2 separate regions of the Mus musculus genome follow, and region 1 is linked to region 2. Evidence: chromatin loops called from intact Hi-C (ENCODE). Cell type or tissue: gastrocnemius. All regions are shown on one strand. Links, peaks and the distances in the headings refer to the core of each region. The heading gives the core; the rest is flanking DNA. Region 1 holds the start of Ybey (ybeY metallopeptidase). Region 2 holds the start of Col6a2 (collagen, type VI, alpha 2).

Evidence for each region. Peaks named below come from ENCODE experiments on the same cell type or tissue, not always from the same donor. Only the 100,000 strongest peaks of a DNase experiment are listed, where the experiment ranks them.
Region 1: it touches region 2 in a loop (3-fold over the local background); 4 of 42 quality-filtered maps call a loop at or near these places.

What each region holds. Positions count from the first base shown.
Region 1 is chr10:76,463,572-76,472,992 of GRCm38, forward strand. Ybey (ybeY metallopeptidase) reads right to left here and starts at 5,543. Exons shown (of 5, transcript NM_172550.4): 1 at 5,203-5,543; 2 at 4,586-4,815; 3 at 2,666-2,794; 4 at 686-754. The coding sequence starts at 4,795. Mcm3ap (minichromosome maintenance complex component 3 associated protein) reads left to right here and starts at 5,331. Exons shown (of 29, transcript NM_019434.3): 1 at 5,331-5,643; 2 at 6,378-7,681; 3 at 7,852-8,078. The coding sequence starts at 6,484. In gastrocnemius, for the core only: a CTCF peak has its summit at 5,263; a DNase peak (open chromatin) is centred at 5,319; H3K4me3 peaks cover 1,940 bases; H3K27ac peaks cover 1,835 bases.
Region 2 is chr10:76,619,058-76,628,478 of GRCm38, forward strand. Col6a2 (collagen, type VI, alpha 2) reads right to left here and starts at 4,347. Exons shown (of 28, transcript NM_146007.2): 1 at 4,194-4,347. In gastrocnemius, for the core only: a CTCF peak has its summit at 4,377 (motif pointing right); DNase peaks (open chromatin) are centred at 4,399 and 6,089; H3K4me3 peaks cover 2,834 bases; H3K27ac peaks cover 2,706 bases.

The DNA of each region.
Region 1 (9,421 bases), core at 2,689-7,688, 150 kb before region 2:
TGGGGCAGGGAGGGAGTGGGCATAGACAGGGCTGGGTGGTAGCAGAAGCAGACTGCGATCTACTTTTAATTTGAAAAAAAAAGTTCATTCATGGGTGCTGGAGAGATGGCTCAGCAGTGGAGAGCACTCACTGCTCTCACAGATCGCCTGGGTTCGGTTCCCAGCACCCGTATCAGGAAGCTCACAACCAGCTGTAGTTCCAGTTTCAGGGGATCTACTCCTTCCTCTGCCTCTGCAGATAACCAGCACACACATTACCTACAAACGTAACCCAAGCCTATTGGACAACGTAGTGGGCTTTAAGTGTGGTACCCATTGGCCGTTAGAAGAAAAAAACCATGACTTAGCATTATTTGTTGCCAACTGATGGGTAAGGGTTTTTTTTATTATTTTTTATTTTTTGTATGTTTTTCTGAACATTAAGTGTCCCTTGACCCCCATCGATAATAGCTAGCATTCAGGGAATTTAACTTTCACCTGCCTGTCCAGGGTGCCTTTCAGGAGTGAAGTATCATGAGGAGCCAGAGCCTTCAATACAAGACCTCACCTTTCCAGGCAGGATGGATGGAGGCTGTAGTTCGGCCTCTTGCCATGGGGTTTCGAGGTGGGGGAGGGGAATGCTGGGCAGCAGCCTAAGGGTTAAGGGTGTATCTGGGGTAGCCCCTTGCACAGGTACCCCTCCTACCTTTTGCCACTCGGCTTTGGAGCTGTGGGTGAAGCCCAGCAGGTGACAGAGTCCATGGGTGGCTGTGACCTGTTGGAGTAATTGAGAAGTCAGCTCAGGGGATGATCTACCAGACGGCCGCCCCTTCGGGCTCACAGAGGACCCTTGTAAGACTGAGTTGTCCTACGCCAGGACCCTGGGGCAGGATACACAGTTGCTGCCCTGGGTTGGAGTTAATACTCAGTTCTCTCCTGTCTAGGCAAGTGCTACCAGTGAGCTACATCCCAACCTCTATCGCCTCCTGTCTAAAACAGAACAATTCATTCACTCAGTTCACTTAATTAGTGTGGAGCAACACTGTTTGGGGTTGAGACCAGGTAAAAAGAGTTGATTGTCCCTGGCAGTATTGGGAATCTGACTAGATAGAATTAAGCAAGGGTGAATCACGGTTGTAGTATCAGTGGTCTAGAAGGTTGCAGTGAAGTATTGATTGAATCCAAGAGTTCAAGACCTGGGTGGTATAGTCTACATCTTTTCATTTATTTACTTATTATTTTTAAATTGTGTATATGTGCACATGAGTACAGACATCCTTGCGGCCTGAGAGGACATCTGATACCTTGGAGCTGGGGGCAGGCGGTTGTAAAATACCTGACCCAGATGCTGGGAAGAGAACTCGTGTTCACCAGAACAGTGGCTCCTGATACCCACGGAGCCATCCCTCTAGGCTAGGGCGTAAAACAAGGTCAGGGCACCTGTGCAGAGTAGGCATGGTGGTCAGGCAAAGACAGGACAGGACTCGAGTAGGTGGAGGGAGAGGCTGGACGCAGCAGAATCAGTGTCGCCTGCTTCTAACTGCAGACAGGATTGGGTTATAGCCCGCACAAGAAGGGGTAGAACAGAGTCCAGCAGAGGGCACTGAAGATCTGAAGAGCCCAGCTAATGAAGAGCCTGCATGATGTCTAGCTTTGGCTGACCAGAACACCAAGATTTATAGAGAGGACTACTGCAAGCTAAGCTAAAGTTATCTCTAGCAATCTTTAGTACCCTCTAATAACCATTTACTACGAACCTTGGGATCTGCCCTAATACCCTCATGTTGAGCAGATCACCTCTTGGAAAGCATGGTTAGTCTGACACACTTCTAGCCTCGGCCATCCCTAAAGCCAGGGACACTCAGTGGTTGTGTGGGAAACCTACAGAATTGCCACCACCTCCCTGTATACTGTCTGTCTAACGTCTGCACTGAAGTCACTGGTGACATGTGCCTTTTGTCTATTCCGGGACTATGAGAGTTCACACAACCCCTTCCATGTTGTACAGTAACCCAAATCTGTTCTTTGGCTTCAGTAGCCACCCTCATTTGGCTCAGAATAAACTAGTTTCTTATTTCCTTTAAAGCAGAGGTGTTATTTTATGTCAACTGGCAGTGCCGCTGCTGGCTCTGGGCCACTTCCTTCACAGCAGAGAATTATAACTTCCCCAACTCTGTATAGCACAGGCTGCACTATCCGAGATCAAGGAGACAGTCAAGGCCAAGGCCTTAACTCTGGGTCACCACCAGGGCCTGCTTTGGGTCACTCTTCAACTCTAGGAGGCCCACAGACAGCAAGGCTGTGGGTGTTCTGCCAAAGTGGAGCTCTTCTACTGAACACTGGTACATCGCGTCTCTTGTTAGTTTCCCCTCCTGCCTTCAAACTCTGAAGTGTGGAGGCTCCTGTTCTGTTCTGGGTAGTGTAATAAGAAGCCAATCCAGCAAATTTCAATTAGGGAAGCATGGTCCCATTTCTAGAGATAAAAGCTGAAGAAGTCCCTGGGGACACCAGGCTTCCCCCCCCCCCCCCAGTGTGTTCTCCTTCCCTCAAGTCTGGAGCTTCCAGTCCCATCAATACAAGTGGTATGTGTGGATGCTCGTGTGTTACCAGGAGTCTCCTCTTCCACCTTCTCTAAGGTTCATTTGAAGTTCCTTTGCGAGCGTATGTGGCTCCGCACCCGACTTACCGTCAGGACATCACAGTAATCCTCACTTTCTCTGCAATGCTGAAGAATGTACTCCACCCCTAGGAAAATGTCTCCCAGATTATAATCATCCGGTGAGTGTGGCTGAGGAAATTCGCCAGCTTTCAGATTCTGAAAAGGAGAAACATCACCAGGTTACAAGGACCTGGCTCACTTGTTTAGCAGAGGGCACGGGACTCTTAACCACAGGATGCTCAAGCTGCATAATGAAGGCTAAGGACCATCAAAGAGTCTGAGGGGGTGGAATGCAGTTATCACACAGTGACCCTCACGTGCTGTTTTTATCAAATTATCTACTCACCCCCCCAACCCCTCTCAAAGTCACATTCAATATCATTGAATTGGCATATGGACACAATCACACTCTTTCCCCACTTGTGTGCCTGCCATTTTTTCCTGTTAAGGGAAACAGGCTGGAGAGTGGCTCAGTGGGTAAGAACACTGACTGCTCTTCTGAAGGTCCGGAGTTCAAATCCCAGCAACCACATGGTGGCTCACAACCATCGGTAACGAGATCTGACTCCCTCTTCTGGAGTGTCTGAAGACAGCTACAGTGTACTTACATATAAGCCGGGCGTGGTGGCGCACGCCTTTAATCCCAGCACTTGGGAGGCAGAGGCAGGTGGATTTCTGAGTTCGAGGCCAGCCTGGTCTACAAAGTGAATTCCAGGACAGCCAGAGCTACACAGAGAAACCCTGTCTCGAAAAACCAAAGGGTGGAAAAAAAAAAAGAGAAAAGCAGAAAGAACTTTGCTTTGACAGGGGAAGAAACGTGTGTATGCTATAATCCACTATATATATATATACAGAAACAAATCCTTCATTAGCTGTGGCCTCTTCAGACATGCTGTAGACCTTCAGTCCCCTCTGCTGGGCTCTGTTCTACCCATCTTGTGCGGGCTATAGCCCAATCCTGTCTGCAGTTAGAAGCAGGCGACACTGATTCTACTGCATCCAGCCTCTCCCAACGCACACCTCGAGTCCTGTCCTGTCTCTGCCTGACCACCATGCCCACTCTGCACGGGTGCCTGACCTTATTTTATGCCACAATCACAAGGCTTAACTTTCCAGGGTTAAGCCTGCATCCTTGGCTCTTTCCTTCTCTTTTCTATCCTTTGAAGCACCATTTACTACCAATTCATTCCCCAAAAGGAGTATTCCCATTTCTTCTGCTAACAATGGGGGAAGCTATTTAGACAATGTGGTTCCTTGTAGCTATCTATCGCAAGGGAATCTGTTGATAATGCTTACCAGTTTTTACTTTTCTGTCCAAGCATTTACTACTGAGGTACACTTAAAACTGCAGACACTCTTATTTGAATTTCCTGAGGGCACTGAGTTAGTGAGAGTGGTCCCTGCATAGAGGAATTGTGATGTTTAGGGCTAGACATACTTAATGGGTCTATGTCATATTGCTTCATTTCTGTTTTTTATTTGCTTGTTTTTGAGATAGAGAGGATTTTTTTTTGGACCGAGTTTCTCTTTGTAGCCCTGGCTGTCCTGTTAATCACTCTGTAACACCAGGGTGGACTTGAATTCAGAGATCTGCTTTTCTCTGCCTCCCAAGCATTAGGACTAAAGGTGTGTGCCACCACTGCCACCCGGCTGAGAAAGGGGCTTCTTATGTGGCTTTTGTCTGGCCTTAAACTAACCAGGCAGACCAAAGGTGGCTTTGAACTCACAAAGATTCGACTGCCTCTGCCTCTTGGATAGATGGGATTAAAGGCATGCACAGTCACACCAGGCTAGACTTCAGTGCATTTCCAGAAAACTTCAAAATCAAAGATAACCAGATCTGTAATGTAATTAACAGGAACTATTCTGGAAGGAAGGTAAGCTGTACGAGAAGAACATATATACATACATATATATTTATTTTAAATATGAGGTATACATATTTACCTCATGAAATGAGAAAGAAAGCACGTCAGTTGGGACATTTTTATTCCTGTAGATCCTATTAATGTTCTGAATAGTCTTGTTGTCAACACAGATGATCCCCAGGTCAAATTTCTTCACTCCTAAGATACTCCTGACTAAATCCATCTTCCTGCGAAGTGGCACTCTTCTGATGGGGACCACCCGCTGCAGATTTTTAATCACCAAACTCATTTCGGGAAGAACACCCAGCCCTTTAAAAAAAAAAAAAAATGGTTGGAAGGAACCTGTGGTTAAAGTTCGAGAAAAGACCCGTAACTACTAGAGAGTGATAAGTTATGTAAAAACACACACGCGCTCACAATAAAACTTTATTTGATGGGATTTATCTGGTGGCAATGCTAAGGGAAATCACCTTTATTTACCCTAGGAAACTAATAAACAGGGTAGACTGGGCACAACGTGCAGAATAAGGCAAGTGGTTTGGGGCGGTTGCAATGGTGCAGGACCAGGTGAGGATGAGTGTGGGTGAGCAAATGGGGTCGCTGTGGGTCCAGCGTCTCTCGGGCACTCAGGCTGGAGGATCCACGCACGAACGAGGGGCTTCCACGCCGCACAATGCGGGATCGCCGTGCACTTACCGAATCCGACCGTGAAGAAGGTCGGGGGTCTGGCGGGCCGCCTGCCGGAAGATCAGCAGCAGCACACCCCAGAGAGCGGAAGCCGGATGCGGAGGACCGGAAGTTGGTCCTACAAATTTGATGTCCGTAGCGCACACCCAAGAGCCCGCTCCAGTGGCCGGTTTGTTGCGGTGCGGTGGGCCCGGTAGAGGCTGCACGCAGACTGTGGGCGAGCACAAGCGCTGGCGACAGTGGCCGTATCTGGCGGACTTGCTCCTCCCTCCGCGGCCTCCGCTGTCCCTTGTGTCTTTGCCGAGTTGCTGAAGGCCTTCACTAGTCTTCGCTCGAAGGCGTCTGTTAACCTAGCGGCCGGCTTCCGGAGTGTTAAGCATCGGGGATAAAAAGCTATTATTTCTAGACCAGGGCATCGCAAGTTCGAGTTACCGGGAGAAAAATGAGATGGTAGGAACCCAAAGCAGTAACATTTTAAATTACGGTTTTTGTGTTTTTATTTATTTATTTATTTATTTTGCCTTGGAGATCGCAAGAATCTGATAAGTGATGTGTTCCCGTCTTATTACTGAGGTTTTGTTTGTTTGTTTGTTTGCTTGTTTTTTCCCCGAGAAGGTATCAATTGAATAAAATGCTTTGCATTTTTATTTTAATCATAACGGATCAGGCTTCACCTAAGCCTGCTGGAGCACACCTGTGGTCCCAGCAGAAGGGAGACCGAGGCAGAAGAAAGGAACTTAAGGTTGTGCTTGATTGTAGTAAGCTTGAGGCAAGCCTGGGCTAAGCGAGACCTTGTCTTTTTTTTTTTTTTTTTTTTTTGGTTTTTCGAGACAGGGTTTCTCTGTATAGCCCTGGCTGGCCTGGAACTCACTTTGTAGACCAGGCTGGCCTTGAACTCAGAAATCTGCCTGCCTCTGCCTCCCGAGTGCTGGGATTAAAGGCATGCGCCACCAAGCCCGTTTTACGAGACCTTGTCTTTAATGAAAAGAAAAAGAAAAAAAAATCTTTAAACCTCCCTTACACCATAATCCATTTCTAATACCCTGTGTCCAAAACCTGTTGATCTGTGAGTGGTCGGCGGCCCGTTGTGCCCTTGCCTTTTAAATAATTGTCTTAGAATTTCTGTGATTTAAGAGTTGGAGCAAAATATGCTGTGATGTCCTAACCTTTTTTTTTTTTTCCAGGTCATCCTGAGGATGAAGGAGAGCTTCCCCTGGCAACAGATAATTTAAAGAGGAGAGCTACTTGTGTATAGTCCATATTTATTGCCTTCAGATAATTGGCTTGAAGATGCACCCGGTGAACCCCTTCGGAGGGCAGCAGCCCAGTGCTTTTGCGGTATCTTCCAGCACCACGGGAACATATCAGACTAAATCACCATTTCGATTTGGCCAGCCTTCCCTTTTTGGACAGAACAGCACACCCAGCAAGAGCCTGGCGTTTTCACAAGTACCAAGCTTTGCAACACCCTCTGGAGGAAGCCATTCTTCCTCCTTGCCAGCATTTGGACTCACCCAAACCTCAAGTGTGGGACTCTTCTCTAGTCTCGAATCCACACCTTCTTTCGCAGCTACTTCGAGTTCCTCTGTGCCCGGCAATACGGCATTCAGCTTTAAGTCAACCTCTAGTGTTGGGGTTTTCCCAAGTGGCGCTACTTTTGGGCCAGAAACCGGAGAAGTAGCAGGTTCTGGCTTTCGGAAGACGGAATTCAAGTTTAAACCTCTGGAAAATGCAGTCTTCAAACCGATACCGGGGCCTGAGTCAGAGCCAGAAAAAACCCAGAGCCAGATTTCTTCTGGATTTTTTACATTTTCCCATCCCGTTGGTAGCGGGTCTGGAGGCCTGACCCCTTTTTCTTTCCCACAGGTGACAAATAGTTCGGTGACTAGCTCAAGTTTTATCTTTTCGAAACCAGTTACTAGTAATACTCCTGCCTTTGCCTCTCCTTTGTCTAACCAAAATGTAGAAGAAGAGAAGAGGGTTTCTACGTCAGCGTTTGGAAGCTCAAACAGTAGCTTCAGTACTTTCCCCACAGCGTCACCAGGATCTTTGGGGGAGCCCTTCCCAGCTAACAAACCAAGCCTCCGCCAAGGATGTGAGGAAGCCATCTCCCAGGTGGAGCCACTTCCCACCCTCATGAAGGGATTAAAGAGGAAAGAGGACCAGGATCGCTCCCCGAGGAGACATTGCCACGAGGCAGCAGAAGACCCTGATCCCCTGTCCAGGGGCGACCATCCCCCAGATAAACGGCCAGTCCGCCTCAACAGACCCCGGGGAGGTACTTTGTTTGGCCGGACAATACAGGAGGTCTTCAAAAGCAATAAAGAGGCAGGCCGCCTGGGCAGCAAGGAATCCAAGGAGAGTGGCTTTGCGGAACCTGGGGAAAGTGACCACGCGGCCGTCCCAGGAGGGAGTCAGTCCACCATGGTACCTTCCCGCCTTCCAGCTGTGACTAAAGAGGAAGAAGAAAGTAGAGATGAGAAAGAAGGTGAGTCCTAAACATGTGTGTGCCACAAAAGTGTGCTGCCGAGCTCTTGTGAGGTCCCTTGTGGTCACTTGATTTTAAGTCCCACGATCTTGGCTTTTATCCCGTGGTGGCTCCTTTTGCCTGGAAGTGTTGTCCCTGACAGACTTACTTGTCTGCTCTCTAAATTCCAGATTCTCTCAGGGGAAAGTCTGTGCGCCAGAGTAAGCGAAGGGAAGAGTGGATCTACAGCCTCGGGGGCGTGTCTTCTTTAGAGCTCACAGCCATCCAGTGCAAGAACATCCCCGACTACCTCAACGACAGAGCCATCCTGGAGAAACACTTCAGCAAAATCGCTAAAGTCCAGCGGGTCTTCACCAGACGCAGCAAGAAGCTCGCCGTGATTCATTTTTTCGACCACGTGAGTACTCCCGAGAACCTGCTGCCTGTCGCTTTTTCTGCATTGCAAAGAATCACACCCAGGGCTCTGAGCAGGAGATGCAAGCTCCGCCCCTCTGAGCCTGTGTTCTCAGTCCTCAACTTGGTCACTTGAAAAATACATTTTTTAAAAAATTATTTTTAATTTTTGTGTATCAGTGTTTTGCTGGCATGTTTGTCTCTGCATCACTTGCATGTCTGATGCCCATAGAGGTCGGAAGAGGGCATCAGATCCTCTAGAACCAGAGTAACAGATGATTTTACAATGGGTGGAACCATGTGGGTGCTGGAAATAAAACGCAGGCCTCCGTCTGGAATTGCAGCAAGTGCTCCTGCCTGCTGCCTGTCTATCTCTCCAGCTCCAACGTCGTCACTTGCAAACTCTTTTCCCTTTTCAGCCATAAGTCACTTGCTTGATAGATGGTAGGGAAAGCACTCACGTAGCTTTCCTTTTCTCTTTAAATAGCTCATTCTAGGTTCAGAATTAGATTTGTGTGACTGTGTGGGGTATGGATCATGATAGAGAAGGAGTTTGAGAGGACGACGAGATTTTAAAGGGAAGGTTGATAAAGAGGATAATGGACATGTGACGTGGAAACAGAAGGGAGACTTGGGGGTGTAGGGGTATAGGTAAATAGCCAGCAGAGGCCCGGGGCATGATGTAAGGGAAGGGAACCAATTAGAGTAAGGTATAATGATACATGCGTATGAAATGCCATATGAAACCCATTCCTAGGCATGCTTGCTAAAATTACTATTTTTAAAAATTTATTTTATGTATATGAGTACACTGTTGCTGTCTGCAGACACACCAGAAGAGGCTGTCAGATCCTATTACAGATGATTGTGAGTCACTATGTGGTTGCTGGGATTTGAACTCAGGACCTCTGGAAGAGCAGTCAGTGCTCTTAACCACTGAGCCATCTCTCCAGCCCCCTGAAATTTTTTTTTTTTTTTTTCGAGACAGGGTTTCTCTGTATAGCCCTGGCTGTCCTGGAACTCACTTTGTAGACCAGGCTGGCCTCAAACTCAGAAATCCGCCTGCCTCTGCCTCCCGAGTGCTGGGATTAAAGGCATGCGCCACCATGCCCAGCTCTGAAATGATTTTTTAAGAATCTCTTCTTCACTTGAGGTCGGGATGACATAGTTTGTTTTCCTAACCTGGGCGTGTGCAGGTCTGAGTTCTCTGGAGAGTATGGTGCTGCAGGGGAGGACCGAGCTGTGCCTGTGGAGTCTGGTTCCTCTGAAAGGTCTGAGAGTCACTGTAGACACATAGTACTTTGTTTCCCTCTTGAGACAGGGTTTCTCTGTGTAGCCCTGGCTGAC
Region 2 (9,421 bases), core at 2,170-7,169:
CCCCTTGGCTCCTTCTCCTGAGTCTCCCACAGTGCACATGTTGCTCTTGATGATGCTCTGTGGCCCTCTGAGGCCTTATTCACTTTTCTTGAGAATTTTCTTTCTGCTCCACAGACTTGACAGTTTTTCACGTTCTGACTTAAGTTCACCGAACCTCTCTTCTGGCTGCTCAAACATGCCTCAGACTCTCTCTCTAGTAAGACTTTCATTTCAAGTCTGTACTTTTCATATTTTGGGTTTATTTTTAGTTTTTTTTCCTGGCACCTCATCGACACTTTCATTTTATCCATAAATTATTTTCTAATGTCCTTTATATCTTCCATTAGTTCTTTAAGCATTTTAAAGATGACTATTTTAAAGTCTTTGTCTAGTAGACCTACCAGTGGGCTGTTCTCATATACAGGTTCTATTGATTTATTTCTTCTCTTTATTAGCCAAGCACTCTACCACTGAGTCACGTATCCACCCCTTCTTTCTTCATCTCTCTCTCTCTCTCTCTCTCTCTCTCTCTCTCTCTATATATATATATATATATATATATATATATATATGTACATATATATATACTGATTTACATATATATATATATATACTGATATATAAATCTACTGATTTTATAGATATCTACTATATCTACATATCTATATATATACATAGATATATAGATATATACTATCTCTCTATATATAGATATATAGATATGTACTATACACACATATACATATATATATATATATATATATATATATATATATATATATATATATGACAATTCTTTTCTCTTCCATTCTGGACGATCTGTCCCTCTTCTTTCACATTCTTTCCGATGGTTTACTGAAAACCAGAGATTTGAGCCTAATAATGGAGTAACTCTGCAACCCAGAATCTCTGCCTCCGTGCTGATTTGAGGTTTTAAAATTTTGACTCTGATGGCTACAGACAGCCTCTGTGACAAGAATCAGCCTGAAGTAGAACTGTGAATGTGAGGTCTTCCTGGGCTCTTTCCGAGACGACCCTCCCTGGGCACACACAGCAGCTTTCCTGTTTCCTGTGGTTCCATCACTGCTTTTGAATGAATGACTCCAACATGGAGACAGAAAATAAAGCAGAGAATGAAGTTCCAGCCCTTTCATTACTCGAGAAGTCACTTCATTGAGAGGGGAAGCAATGGAAGACACAAAAATGCCCAGGTCAATAGCTTTGCCCAGACAGACACCCTAAAGAACATCTTAGATCCCAGTGGAGCCAACCTAGAGGTTAGTAACAAGGGGAGACTGGGACCTCCTAGCATTGTGGAAATTAAATACCATGCTCTTAAAATAACCAACAAGTAAAAAAAAAAATACAAGAGAGGCCCATTGGACACGCAAACTTTATATGCCCCAGTACAGGGGAACACCAGGGCCAAAAAGGGGGAGTGGGGGTGGGTGGGTATGGGGGACTTTTGGTATAGCATTGGAAATGTAAATGAGCTAAATACCTAATAAAAAATGGAAAAAAAATACAAGGGAAGTAAGAAAACACTTGAAACGAATAAAAATTAATAAGACATTTCTAAAACATAGCAGAATCATTTCTAAGAGGAGAAGCTCACAGCTGTAACAGCTTACACCAAACCCCCCCCCCCCAAAAAGAGCTCAGATCAGTAACCTAGTGTACAATTGAAGGGACTAGAAAAGGCACAACAGATGCATCCATGCCTGTCAGAGAATAATAGAGATGAAGAAAGGACACACAAGACACAAACTAGAAAAAAAATGGAGAAAGTCTATGAAATGAAACCCCATAAATAGAAAACATAAATATTTGCCTAGATCAACAAAAACTTTTTCGAAGAAAACTCAAATTAATTACAGGTGAAAGTTGAAACCTAATAGCCAGTTTGATACACCTATTTAATATTAAAAACAATTGCAGCACAGGATTGGGGGTGTGGCTCAGTGGTACAGCATTTGCCTAACATGTGCAAGTAAGTTGAAACTTGTCTTAGGTTTGAATCTGGGTGCTTGAGTGTGCATGTACGCACGCGCGCACACACACACACACCATGAAACCAACCAATTAGAAAATGACAAGCATTGGGGATATAAAGGAATTTGGGACCCTGAGTACAGCTGATGAGAATGTAAGCACATTGGTGTCAGAACCCTGGAGGTGTCTCCAAAGATTATAAACAGAACTGCCAAATAATATAACTCCTCCATTTCTGGGTACATCTTTATTTATTCAAAGAATATATATGCATATATATACACACATACACACATATATATGTATGTATACACACACACATATATATGTATGTATACACACACATATATATGTATATATGTATATATGTATATATGTGTGTGTGTGCGCACGCGCGCGCACACACACACACACACACACACACACCCCTTTCCCTCCTCTCCAGGGTCTCACCACATAGCTAAGTAGAACAAACCTCAAGCATTGCACACCACAATGGGTAGATTAGCAGAGAGCCAGAGAGTAGATGGCATGCGTTCTGTCCAGCTTCTCTGGTGGGTAACGGGCAATGAGTGGAACCTGGGCCCCTCAGAACAGAACTCCCCACTCCTTATGCCAGTTCCCTGCCGTGTGGACTAGGAAGCTGCCCCTTGTCTATCTGGCATTTGTGTCTTGGATCTCCAGTGGGCACTCATGGAGATGCTGCCCATAGTTTGGACCAGCCAGTACTGAGGGCAGAGGCTGGGTTCCTAGGTTTGCTCATGTGCAGTACCCCTAGGTTTGCTCATGTGCAGTGGGGGTTCTAGACTCTCAGATTTCATGAATGGACAAAAGAGACACAACGAGGCTGGCTGGATTCTGAGAGTCATATCAAAGAACCTCCGATGCCCGTAGCTTCCCATGCCCTGCCGAGAGACCTCCTTAGAGGCCTCTCTAAAGAAGAGCTCACTGGATTTGCTGGCAAATCACTGCTGGACAGGAAGGAACCCACCCTCCAGCACACAAACTGCCCAAGTGGCAGTAGTCTTGACTACTTCTTCCAAGGTCTGTGCTGGCTCCCCAACACCATTTCACTGGGAAACGCACTGTTCCCAAGACTGAAGCACAGCTTTCAGAATGGATGCTCTAAACCCCTATGTTCAACCCCTCCCAATTGGTATCACCTGTTCCCTGGGACCCTAGGTCCAAGCCCAGTCTCTGGCCCCACCTTTTCTCTCTAAGGGATCCCAGACACCTGTGTAACCTCCAGTTTCTGTGAGATGAAGCTGCAAATGCCCTGTTTCTTTTTTTCCTTTGCTATGTGTGTGCTAGCCTCAAGAGCCAGAACTATTTAACTGGGGGAAGGGGAGGAACCCAGCAACTTAATCTGGACCTTAAATGTTCCTTGTTGGTACCTTGTCCCTCTATGGCACTTGGCTCCATGTCCTCAGATGAGTATGGAGATACCCCCAGAATACCCAGGCTTCACGAGGGGGCTGTGTTGCTGTCTATAGGAGAGGTGTCTCTGAGGTTGCCCACTGGAGTCCCCAAGGGACTGGAGTGCCCAAGGGAGTCTCAGGGCTAGGATAGAGCCAAGAGTGACAGACTTTATTATTCCTGGGTCCACCCTCATCTTTATGATTCCTGCCTGGTCTCTCCTTAAGCACAGTGGGAGTACCTCGAGATGGCGAGGTGTCCCCTTGAGAGCACCTGGCTAGCCCACTGCTGGGACCTGAGACTCCCTTCTCTGCCTCCCGCAGAGTACCCTTGAAGTCCATCTGAGGAACTAGTTCAAGTGGCTCTGTTACCTTCCTTCCCCATGAAGACTACCCTTCTTCCTTAGGGCCTACGGAGAGGCTAACAACGGACTGTGTGCAGGTTCAAGTCACAGCGTATTTTCCCATTGAGGCAATTTAGGTTCCTTAACCCTTGGGAGACAACTCAGACCTGCTAGCAATGGCCATGGGTCTGACCAGATGTGAGACACTCTGAGGACTGGGGAAGGAGCAGGGATCTGGTCTGTCAGTGGTGAGCAGAAAGCTGTGGAGTCTAGAATAAGAAGCCTGCACCCCAACCAGGCTCTGTCGAACAGAGGCCTAGGGGCCACCTGGAGACTAGAACCTGGGGCAGGACCTTCGGTTTGGGTAGAACTGTGCTCACCTTAGACCCCTGAGGTGCAGCCCCCGAATCCTGTTCCCCCTTTTCCCGCGTGTCCCAGCTGGACACCATGCGAAGAAGCTTACCTGGCTTGGAGAAGATGCCTGGGTACTTCCCGAGGACAGCCCGGGTCCTGACGGCCCGAGGTGCGGGCGCCGAGTGGGTAGGAGGGAGGGGACCCAGGCGCGGCCCGGGACTGAACGGGAGGGGACCAAGCCAGGGGCCTCCCACTTTAACTCTGTCCCGGGCGGGCGGATGCCTGGAAAACTCGACCGCTGGGGGGCGCTGCGGCCCCGCGGATGGGCGGGGTCAGCGGGTGGGGCTGCTGGACGGACTAAGATGAAGCTGGGGAATGAGCTGGGGGAGGGGAGGAAAGGAAGGCGAGGGGAGGGAGTGGCCAGGACACGCAGCAGGGTTGGAGCTGGACCATCTCTGTGCTGTAGTGCCTGGTGACTTTTTTATTTTTCCTTGCAAGCCTCTGGACTCCTAGGTCTCCCAGACCTTTGCTCAAGCTCCCTCCTCCTCTACGTAAAGGAAGGAGCCCCCCCCCCCCCCCCCCGTAGAAGCTATTCTTATCCTGTTGGGCCAGGGCTCCCTCCCCCGCTCCCCCCACCCCCAGTATTCTGACTGAAGTTGGGCGGGATGTGGGGTTGAACTTCAAAGTGCAGTGAAGGGATGCAAAGAACGTATGTCTTTGGGGTTCAGCGGGCCCTGAATTGGTATTGAGGCTCCTGGAAGTTGATAGGGCCCTGAAGAGGCAAGAGGACCAGGCATAGATGTAGGAGCCCTGGCATTGGTATATAACCCTTTCCTCCAAGAATCCCAGAGGTCGGCTTTGAGTGGGGTCTGCTCACATCGCTGGCAGGGTGCATAAGCTATGGCTAGGGCCTTAACTTTCTAGCCTGGAGTAGGACTGGCTCTGAGAAGTACAGGCAGGGATAGGGAAGGGGCTCAATTCGGGGCAGTTCTCAAGGGTGCAGGGTAGTGGGGGTGATGAGGCTTGTTTCTCATACAGCTGAGTAAATCTCTGATCTAGCCCCTGACTTCCAGTCCCACTCTGTGTTCTCCCCCTACCCCCTCCTGTCCAGGGAGGAACTACTTTTGGTAAGCCCATATTGCTGGAGGTCCTTGTCTTTAGGACCTTCCTGCCTCTGCCCATTGAAGCTTTGTCATCTCTTTCTTCTGATGTCTCACACCTGAGAAGTTGGCTCAAGGCACCTTCCACAGTGTCTTGGATCCTTGTGCCTAAGTAGTAATGGAGGACCAGTGTTTCTTCTAAGGAATAGGAAAATGCCATTAAGGTGACCTCTTGGGAGCTGAAAGCTGTCCCTACAGGTCCCAGCCTGAGAGATATCAGCCTGTACCACTTACCACTTGCAGTCCCTAGGACCTGGAGCCCTGACCTGACTATTAGCAATGCAGCATCAGTACCAGCCTTTCATGGGCAGTGCCAGCTATTGCTGTGTGCCGTGCTCTGTGCTGGAGGTCTTTTGAGAGGGTAGGGAGGGACTAGAGCCAGAGGTGTAAGTATGCATGAGTGTCTTATGTATGGTATTTGCATCTCTCTCTCTCTCCCTCCCCCTCTCTTTGTCTCTCTATCTCTCTCTGTTTCTCCCTCTGTTTCTCCTTCTCTGTATCTTTCTCATCTCTCTGTCTCTATCTCTTTGTTTCTGCATCTCTCTGTCTCTCTATCTCTATGCCTCTCTCTATCACTGACTCTGTCTTTTTCTCTCCGTTTCTTTGTCTCTCTGTCTCTATCTCTGTCTGTCTGTCTGTCTGTCTGTCTGTCTGTCTCTGTCTCTGTGTGTGTGTGTGTGTGTGTTTGTGTGTGTGTGCGCGCGCTCCTGAAAGAGAGCATCTGTCTGTGTCACGGTGTGTCTGTGTGTGACAGCTGCATTGGTGCCCATGAGCAAGAGGCTCAGGCTTGTGCTCCAGCCATGGAAGACCGCAGCTGACCTGGCCATGCCTCAGCTTTTGTATTCTTCCTGTCTTGGCTGCTCTCCAGCAAAAGGACGCTGACAGATCCCAAGATCTGAATCTTTCGAGGGATTAGTTCTCCAAGACAATTTAGGAGTGACAAGGCTGAAGTTTCCCCACCAGCTCCTCACAGGGGTTTGTCTCACCAGAGGCTCCAATACCTGTGGCTACCAGCTCTGTGTCTTCCCAAGCATTGCCAAGTCAGTTGCATCTGATCCCTGCTTCTCAGAGGATTTCCATTAGCATCCAGAAGGGCCGCAGGGGTGGAGAAAGGGGCAACAAAGTAACCATTCACTGGCAGAAGACAACGAGAGGACGCTGCCTTGATTGGGGGATATTGTCTGTAGTACAAGAGAGTAAACTGTTGCAGGTTTTACCCTGGGCTAGACCAGGGAACACCTCAATGTGGCAGAACGGGAATCTGAAGGATGTGGAGGACAATGGGGTGGGATGGTTACTCCTGAGATGCTTTGATGTCCTGTAGAGGGACAGCTGGAGACCAAGACGCTTAGCCATCAGCGAAGGGCTCCTTCTGATACCAGAGGGCCTCTTAGTGTCTCTCTAATAGCTAAAGGAAATCGTGCCTTGTTCTGAGATGACAGGGAGGCCCACTTGGCTCCAGGCACATTTGAGAGACACCTGGGTTGGACATCCATGGAAACTGCATATGTGGCCTTGTGTACCCCTGGCTCTTGAGGCCCGCAGACAGGGTGATCTTTTCTAAGTCAGCCATTCCTCCTAGTGATGAACAATGCTTTGAGGGCGTGATTAGAGCCCCACTGGAGGCTGCCTGAGGACTGAGGAGAAGTCCCCTAGTGTGGGGATGTGTAGGGTTGGAGCAGATGAAACAGAATCTGCACTTGATAGAGTTGGAAGAGCTAGCTGGCACATATTCATAGGAGCAGCGAGGAGAGCCCTGGGGACAGGATTTTGAAGCTCATACAATGAACAGACAGAATGGACAATCAGGCTATTGACTGTTGCTCATTTGGGTGTTTGTACATTAGGGAAAGGGGATGCTAAATCAACTTAAGGATGATTAGACCTTAGGTCTGAGTGGACGCTTTCCTGGAGGCACAGGATGTCATCAGGATTCCCTTTTGGAGAAAGGATTTGGGATCCTGTATAATTATAAGGAGTCGTGGCTGAAAGGGCGGTCATCAGAGGTTCGGGTGGGGGAGGCAAGTACATGCCCCAATTCTCTTTCTTCTGGTCCAAGAATGTGATTGTAGCTCACACAGTCGATCCATGGGTCTTGTCTTGAGGCAGTAGCTGACTTCACGCCATAGCAAGGATTCTAGACATCCCATTTTTTTTCTTTTCAATGAAAATCTGCTTATGTCGATGAGGGCTCTGGAGGGATGAGCCTTTGGCCTTCACTGCCTATGGAGGAGAAGAGGTCTGCTCACATCCCAAAGCCATGGGAGGACTAGCTTGCCTTCCTCTTCCTCCTCAGCTCCATTTCCAAGCTGCTCATCTCTCTGTAGTAGCCACTGAGGCTCTACTGAGCTGACATGAGGCAACCCAGAGCCATCCCTGCAAACGCTGTACCTTCTGAGTGCCAATCCATGACGGGTCCTGAGAGATTGGCTACCTGCTCAAGGATGCCCCCTAGTTAAGTGTCATTCCCTGCCACCAGGGAGAATGTAGAGAACAAAAGTCACAGGACTTTTGCTTGTTTGTCTTATTTTTTGTTTGTTTGGTTTGGTTTTGATCCTGTTTCTGGGAGATGCTAGGACAATAAACATCATGTGTATTCTTTACTGTTTGGGAGACCAGAGAAACAAGACATGCATGAGTACCCTGTCACAGTGAGCAATTCTGTCACTCCTTCTACCTATGTTCTTAGGCCCTTGAAAGACTGCAGTAGCTCTTGGAAGACCATCAGTGGCTTCCTTATGCTTGAGACATCTGTGGGAACATTCTAGATCCAGGAGTGTTGCTTTTGGCCCTGGATATATTGATTATATTTCAAAGGATGGTTTTAGTTCCTTTCGCTCAGGTAGAGTCAACACACCAGTAACTTCCCCAACTCCCAGAGCTTCAATTTCCCCCATACCCCTCAGGGTTTCACTTTCTCCAAAGACAAAGCAGAAACAAAAACAAACAAACAAAACCATCACAAAGGCCCCTGCTGTGGGTGACCACATGAGCTGCTCTGTGACAGCACCTGATTATTCAGAGTTGGTGGTAGAGCTATAGAGGTTTCATCTTTTCAAGTTGGTGATACTCCCGTGTCCTTAATTAGCTCACAGATAATTGCTTTTGTTTTCAGTTGGTCCAGGAGCAGAGGGCTGGTTCTTAGGGTCCAGGGAGAACGAGGATGCCAGGTGATGGGGGCACAAATGCCTCAGAGGAGTATCTCAAGAGCATTCAGGAGAAGCCCAGTCAAGGACTTGGTTAGGTAGTCTTTGAGTTCCATTTTGTGTGTGTGTGTGTGTGTTGGACACACACATTTATCAGGAAGTGAAACCAGGCGGTTGCTGGAGCCCCTCTAGGGGACCCTGTGTTATGAAGGGTAGACAGGAGAGGCCACTCTTCTCACCGTGGGAAGAATAAGGCTCACTGAAGAGGCTGGAACAGGAGAAAGACATTCTGACTGTTTCAACTTCTGGTCCAGTGGTATTGATTTTCTCCCCCTCAACCACTCCGAGTACATCTAAACTACATGCAGTTAGATTACAAAATACTTCACAATATTTATATTCCGACAAAAGTTTCCCCTTCTCCAGATGTGCTGTGCTGAAAGAAGGGGTCACTCTAATGTCATGTACTCCAGCTCTGCGCCGGCCTGATGAAGCTGTGCTGACAAACCCCATTCTGCCTGGCCTGACCGGATGTAAGAATGCTAGCATAGGGCTCCTCTGGGGGGCATCAAGTCCCCCAGGTCTAAGGAAAACTTGGACTATGAGTAATTTTTTTTTGAGGTAGAAACCCATAGATTTAACTGAATTCTCAGACACAGAGACAGACAGACAGGCAGGCAGGCAGGCAGACAGACAGACACACACCCCACCTCCAAAGATAACCATGTTGAACAAAGATCAAATTTTCATGACAACTCAGGGGTTCAGAATCACTACCACCAGTACCATGATCCTCTTCATTGACCATCTATACTCTGCCCCCATATTCACAATGAGTACTATGTAGGTACCATCCAACATCCTCACCATGGTTACTGTCACCACCATCGATGTCATCCACATTGTCTCTTCCACTACCGTTGATATCATCATGATGCTCATCTGCTTCACCATCATGGCCATGATGGTGGCTTGAAGAGAAATGTTCCCCATAGGCTCAGCTCAGGCATTGGAATACTCGGTCCCCAGTT